Linked DNA regions of Homo sapiens: region 2 is linked to region 1. Evidence: chromatin loops called from intact Hi-C (ENCODE). Cell type or tissue: natural killer cell. All regions are shown on one strand. Links, peaks and the distances in the headings refer to the core of each region. The heading gives the core; the rest is flanking DNA. Region 1 overlaps LPP (LIM domain containing preferred translocation partner in lipoma). Region 2 overlaps LPP (LIM domain containing preferred translocation partner in lipoma).

The links. Hi-C counts contacts between places; a loop is a spot of excess contacts. Peaks named below come from ENCODE experiments on the same cell type or tissue, not always from the same donor. Only the 100,000 strongest peaks of a DNase experiment are listed, where the experiment ranks them.
Region 2: it touches region 1 in a loop (10-fold over the local background); 2 of 110 quality-filtered maps call a loop at or near these places.

Annotation. Positions count from the first base shown.
Region 1 is chr3:188,437,952-188,440,881 of GRCh38, reverse strand. The region is part of intron 4 of LPP (LIM domain containing preferred translocation partner in lipoma); the gene reads right to left. Among named protein-coding and RNA genes, the nearest start is that of LPP-AS1, 130 kb to the left of the region's middle. In natural killer cell, for the core only: no CTCF peak of the experiment used is centred there; a DNase peak (open chromatin) is centred at 1,601; H3K27ac peaks cover 2,386 bases.
Region 2 is chr3:188,552,086-188,555,015 of GRCh38, reverse strand. The region is part of intron 6 of LPP (LIM domain containing preferred translocation partner in lipoma); the gene reads right to left. Among named protein-coding and RNA genes, the nearest start is that of LPP-AS1, 15 kb to the left of the region's middle. In natural killer cell, for the core only: no CTCF peak of the experiment used is centred there; a DNase peak (open chromatin) is centred at 1,185; H3K4me3 peaks cover 281 bases; H3K27ac peaks cover 2,348 bases.

The DNA of each region.
Region 1 (2,930 bases), core at 175-2,674:
TGCAGTTGCTCTGTTGCCTTTCTTTATGCAAAGTTTTCTATGCCAGCAGAAGATGGGAGAAGGAGGTAAAGATATGTAAAGGTCATTCTGCCTGACTCCTCCATTCACAGTCAGAATAAACAAAGGACTGGAATCAAACCCCAAAGGTCAAACTGCACCACTGTGTGATGATACTAATTAAGATAACCTATGGTAAAATTGGTACCAGCAGTAAGTTTCAGGAAAAATCTTGTGACTTTAATGTGACCATGAATTGACATCTAAGGGAAAGAGTAGCATAATTTTTACTTAATGTTTTGTCAGCAAGCATGCAAGAATGTCAGATGTAAATAACCGAAGCAGCATATTTACATCTGGTTTCCTATATTTAAAAAGCTGATGTGAAATCCTAGACTGCATGTCTCTTCTCTATCAATCATGAAGGACTACAAAAAAATCCTAGAAGGAAATGCTACTGCTTTGTAAGATCATTTATTAATGATAACATTCAGTAAGTGCTTACTAAGTGCTAGTCACTACTAAAAAAAAACTTTAAATATAATACTTAACCTTGACAACAACCTAGGAAGTAGAAATGGTTATTATTCTCTTTTTTACGAAAGAGGACACTGAAAATCAGCAAAGTTCACTAACTTTTCTAAGATCACACACAGTTAGCATTTACCAAACATACTAAACAGCTGTCATTCATCTGGCACTGTGCTAGGAGACCAGGAAGGTTGGGGAAGGTGAAAGGTAGAAAGGAAGACATTTCTGATCCAGAGATGTGTCACACACTGGTTTTAACCAAAGAACTTGCAGAGAAGCTAGGACATGAACAAAAATTTTGATAATCCAAGGTACAAAAATTTAAGTACCACGAGAATGCACAGTTAAGTTCCATCTCCATGTTTATGTGTATGAGTGAGGGTGGGGGCATAGATGAGATAAATTCCAGACAAAACAAATTACAGAATTAAGTGGAATAATCCTATCCTGCACAACTTTAGACATGTCGGTTACAGATTGATTCCTTTAGGACAGGCCCACAGCCTATGTATTCTCTGAACTTGTTTTCCCTGTGGTTAACTTGGTAATATAGTGAACAATAACTAGGATAGAAGGTTCCCAAGGGCAGCTACCATGTCTGTACTGCATCCTCAGTGCCTATGATGGTATCTACTACACAGCAGTGCTAAGACATACGGAGTTATATGTTGAACAAGTTAAAATATTCATTACTTAATTAAACATTGAGCAAAATAATGAATACAGAAACATAAAGCCAGGTATAAAAGAAGTATAGACTCCACTGGACTTCATGAACTGTCCCCAGGTTTAACTTTGCAAATCTGAGTGCCAAGGGACTTTTGTTAGACAGCAAGTGGGATTTCTCTTGAGTGAGACTACACTAGTTACCTAACTGGTCAATTATCTCGAGACTACCAAGGAGCAAAACATGAAGGTTTGTTTTACTCTCTGCCAAGGCAGGAAGCACACAGCGAAATACAAAAGCTGTATTTTCTAGAACTCTCTTGAGAGCTGTAAAGTAACTCATTTGCAGAAGTCGCTGATTTTGTACATGGGGACTGGTTGGTGAGATTGAGGAAGCGAATGATGGTTGACTTCCTGGAGTGAGTCACGGCTGTAACCCCCTTTAACATTATTAATAGAACAGAGGGAAAATTTCCAGGAAACACCAATTACCACAACAACCAAAATAGAAAAGGTGGCTGGTGACTTAATCACCAAACTTTAGGGGAGACTACTCCCCTTTCTTTATCAGAAAATGACAATAATAAATCAAACTAATACATTTTGAAACTAGTGTACCTGCATGTTTTAACAATTTGCAGAGTTCTTTAATCCTATACTAAGATTTTGCTCTAGCAGAATGACCATACATACTCTGCACTAACTACAGTTGAGCCAAAGTTTTGAAAACATGATTAGACCTCCAAGAAATAGACATATGCATTCAATGATTCATTTAGCCATTATTCCTTGTTTTAAACTTTAAATCAATAGGTATTTAATGGGAACCTGCTATGTACCAGAATCTTATTCTCTAAGAAACAAAGAATTAAATAAATGAGGTAACAACTATAATAAGTGTCCTATCCTCTGCTCACCATCGTAATTCTCTTCACGTGGTTTTTACGTTATAGTGACATTAAGGCTAAGAGATTAGTTCTGTTCTATAGCCTCAGGAAGTGTAAAAAACCTTAGGTCTGCCTAATAAGTTCAAAAACCTATGAGATTCTAGTCCTGTTCTGCAGGTATGCCATGCCTGCCTCCATAGTTTAATCACCTCATAAATGGGAAGAACAGTGTAGTTACTACACGTGTAAGTAAGCTCTGGGGCCAGGTTGCCTGGGTAGTACTACTTAATATGGGACTCAAAGCAAGTTATTTCACTGGTTGGGGCCTCAGTTTCCTCATCCAGAAAATGGATATTAATAATAGCACTACCTCATAATATTATGAGGATTAAATGAGACTGTGTGTGTGTGTGTGTGTGTGTGTGTGTGTGTGTGTGTGTGTGTGTAATGCATGGAATAGTGTCTGGAACACAACACCTTAAAATGTTTTACTAGTATTCTCATTATAATTACCACAGCTACTCTAAGATTGGGCTTTTTCATTAGTCACAGGAATATAATCAGTTCCTCAGTTACACAGCTATGACTGGTCATACATTCTAACCAACCTGTCTGTTTGGTCAGTTATGATCCATCACCATGCTTAGCCATCCTGACTGCAATGAAACGACATGATCCAGTCCAAAAGGATATTATATCCAGGCAGTCTAGTTGGGCCACAACTGATTTATCTCCATTGCCTATTTAAATTCAGTGAGTGTGGCCAAGAAAAATAGCCTGTCCATCCTGTCCCTACCCACCTTATACAAATAAATATCTTCCAACTTAACCAGTTACAAATGTCCTTTT
Region 2 (2,930 bases), core at 110-2,609, 110 kb before region 1:
ATAGCAACTATGGCTCCACTCAACCCAAAGCACTCTTTCACTTTTATCTTGCTTTATTTTTCTCTATAGAACCTAACATGTTTACTATGCCTCTCCCACAGTAATATAAACTCTTTTAAGAAAATACACATTGTTTTATGCATAGCTGTACCCTCACCCTCTATAAGACAGCTTGCCACCCAATAAGTCTTCAATAAATATGTCATAATAACAAAATAAATGACTCCTCTGGTTATTCTTATTGGAGTTCTAGAAATAAGACTCAACTTGAAGAACCCAATAGTATAAAAAGTAATGCAGCAGTGTAAGCACTTCTAAAACTGGCTTGTTGATTTGGAATCAAAGTAAAATATTATATGTCACCATAGATTTGGATTGTGAGTCATAGACTATTAAACTTGGGAGGCAGCTGTGCTGGACTAGAAAGAGAGTAACTTGGAGTCAGGTGATGATAGTTGCAGGCTTGGCAGAGCCACTGATCTGCTGCAAACCTTCAGACAAACAGCTTCAACTCTATGGGTTCTCCTATTCCATCTAAATAAAAGAACGCATCACTGTAAATCTCTAGTGTTCCATAATCTGGTATAAATTGAACTACAACTTGTTCAAAAATATTCTTTTGGGGTTTGTTTACAGGACATATCTTGCTGTTGTCAGCTCTATTTGCAAGTTAGAAAAGAAGTCACATTTGAAATTGTGTGGCTATTCTGAAAAATTATGTCACATCAATAACACATAAAGTAGGGGATAGAAGGTTTTTCCTCTCCATGCACCACAGTGGGTGGTAGATATTATCAACTACAACACAGAAGAAACAAGTTTTCAGGAGGCTAAATTCTTCCAGAAAATCTTTCTTTTTTTTAAAAAAAAGCATCAAATTCACACGTGAGAAACAACTTGCAGTTTTCCTTCAAATGTATTTATTTCTGATTCTTGATATACAGTCTCACAGATGCATGGGATGTGATACATTGTTTTCTCATAAGCAATAGAGATGACCTTTAAAAATGCACCCCCTTTTATCCCCCAGCCTGCAATCCCATGAAGATGAAAGCCAGTTTGCTATTCTGCATTAACATTTCTGTGATCAGATATAGTGTGGGCACCTCAATTCTATCTGTGTCAAGACATTTTCACACAAGTGACTCACTCGGTAGAAGCTCAGGCATTGAACACCACTCTGACACCATCTCCTTTGAGGTTGATTCCACTTTGCTGGTGTTACCAGCCAACATCCTGTTTAGCTGCTTTCCTCTGCAACACAACAGTGTAATTGGAAGTGACTGAATAATAAATCTCAATTTCTCTGTTTCATCAAGAGAATCTTCCAATTTACTAGGCTTCTTCTATTCACCAGTTCATCTTCTGCATTATGAATCATTCTTGAACAAACACACAAGTTAACTGTCCGTTCCTATGTTAAAAACACGGTGTAGCAGGGATAATTCTTTCATTAGATTTCCTAGATCTGTTTTGTGGGGATCTCAAAGAAAAGCTAGTGTTGAATATATAGACAGGTCATCCACCTCCTCACATGGGTAATGCCAGCTCCAACATGCACGAGCTCAATGTGCGGCCATTCCAAGGCATCTCTCTGTCCTAAGTAACCCCCTCCCTGCTACCAAGCTTCAGTCTTCCAAATCTGAGTTACCTTTGCTTAATGTAGGTCTACCTGAACTTTTTACCCAGAACATTATAAATCATGAATGGCATTCTCACAGGCTAGAGGAAAAACAAGTAGGAGGAAAGGGTAGAAAAACACATGATATGGGAAAATAATGATAGGTACATGGCACTAATATGTGTCCCAAGTATACTGAGTCAAAAAATAGTCTTCATTTTCCCATGTTTAAAATGCGAAGGATGGTTGGGTACCACAAGCTACCCACTTCAATTGTTTGACATCATTATAGATTAAATATTCCTCTACTAGGTAGAATTGAATAGCTCTCTATGGCCATCAGAATAACTTCAGAACTCTTTACATTAGCACGAAACACACTTTATGACTGGCTGCTTCATTTCTTCTCACAATCTCAGCCTCCATGCATTAACGTTGTGAACTTATCTACTTTCCTAAAAACAGACTGTGATAAGCATAAGAACAGCCCTCCCCACCCCGCCAAGAATGTACACACTCTAATTCCTCGAACTTGTGAACATGTTGATTACAAAGACTTTGCAGATGTGATTAAGGTTAAAGATTTTGAGACAGGGAGATTAGCCTGAATTATCCAGGTGAGCCTCATCTAATCACATGAGTTCTTAAAAGCAAAGAATCTTTCCCAGCTGTGGTCAGAGAGACATGACTATGAAAGAGTGGTCAGAGAAATGCAATGTCACTAGAAAGACAGAGTCCGAGAGCCAAGAAATATGGGCAGCCTCTAGAAGCTGGGAAAGGTAATGACTATGACTAGAGCCTCCAGAAAGGAACGAAGCTCTGCTGACACCTTCATCTTAACCCAGTGAGTCCTGGACTAGAATTCTGACCTACAGCACTGTAAGATAAGAAATTTGTGATGTTTTAAGACACCAATTTCGTGGTATCTTGTTACAGCAATAATAGAAAACTAATCTGTAGACTAGGCCCACTCCTATTCTCCAGTCTTTGCTCATCATATCTTAGGAGCAGTTAATGGTCCTTATGGCATCCTCTACTTAGTTCCCATAAAGTTTTCCAGATGACAGTTAAATCAGTAATATATGACTACCCTCCCAACCCCAGCACACACTAGATTTTTCATTCCTTGAGTTTATCCAATGCTGGGTTGCTAGCTATAGAGCTACTGTAGAAATCACTTCAGTTCTACTATGTGATCAGTAAATAATTCTCAGGGAGAAGTTAAGATGTAATAATTCTGGGAATTGTAAAACATTAGAGCTGGTCACAATTTTGGAGATTATCAAGTAAAATCTCTCATTTGACAGAG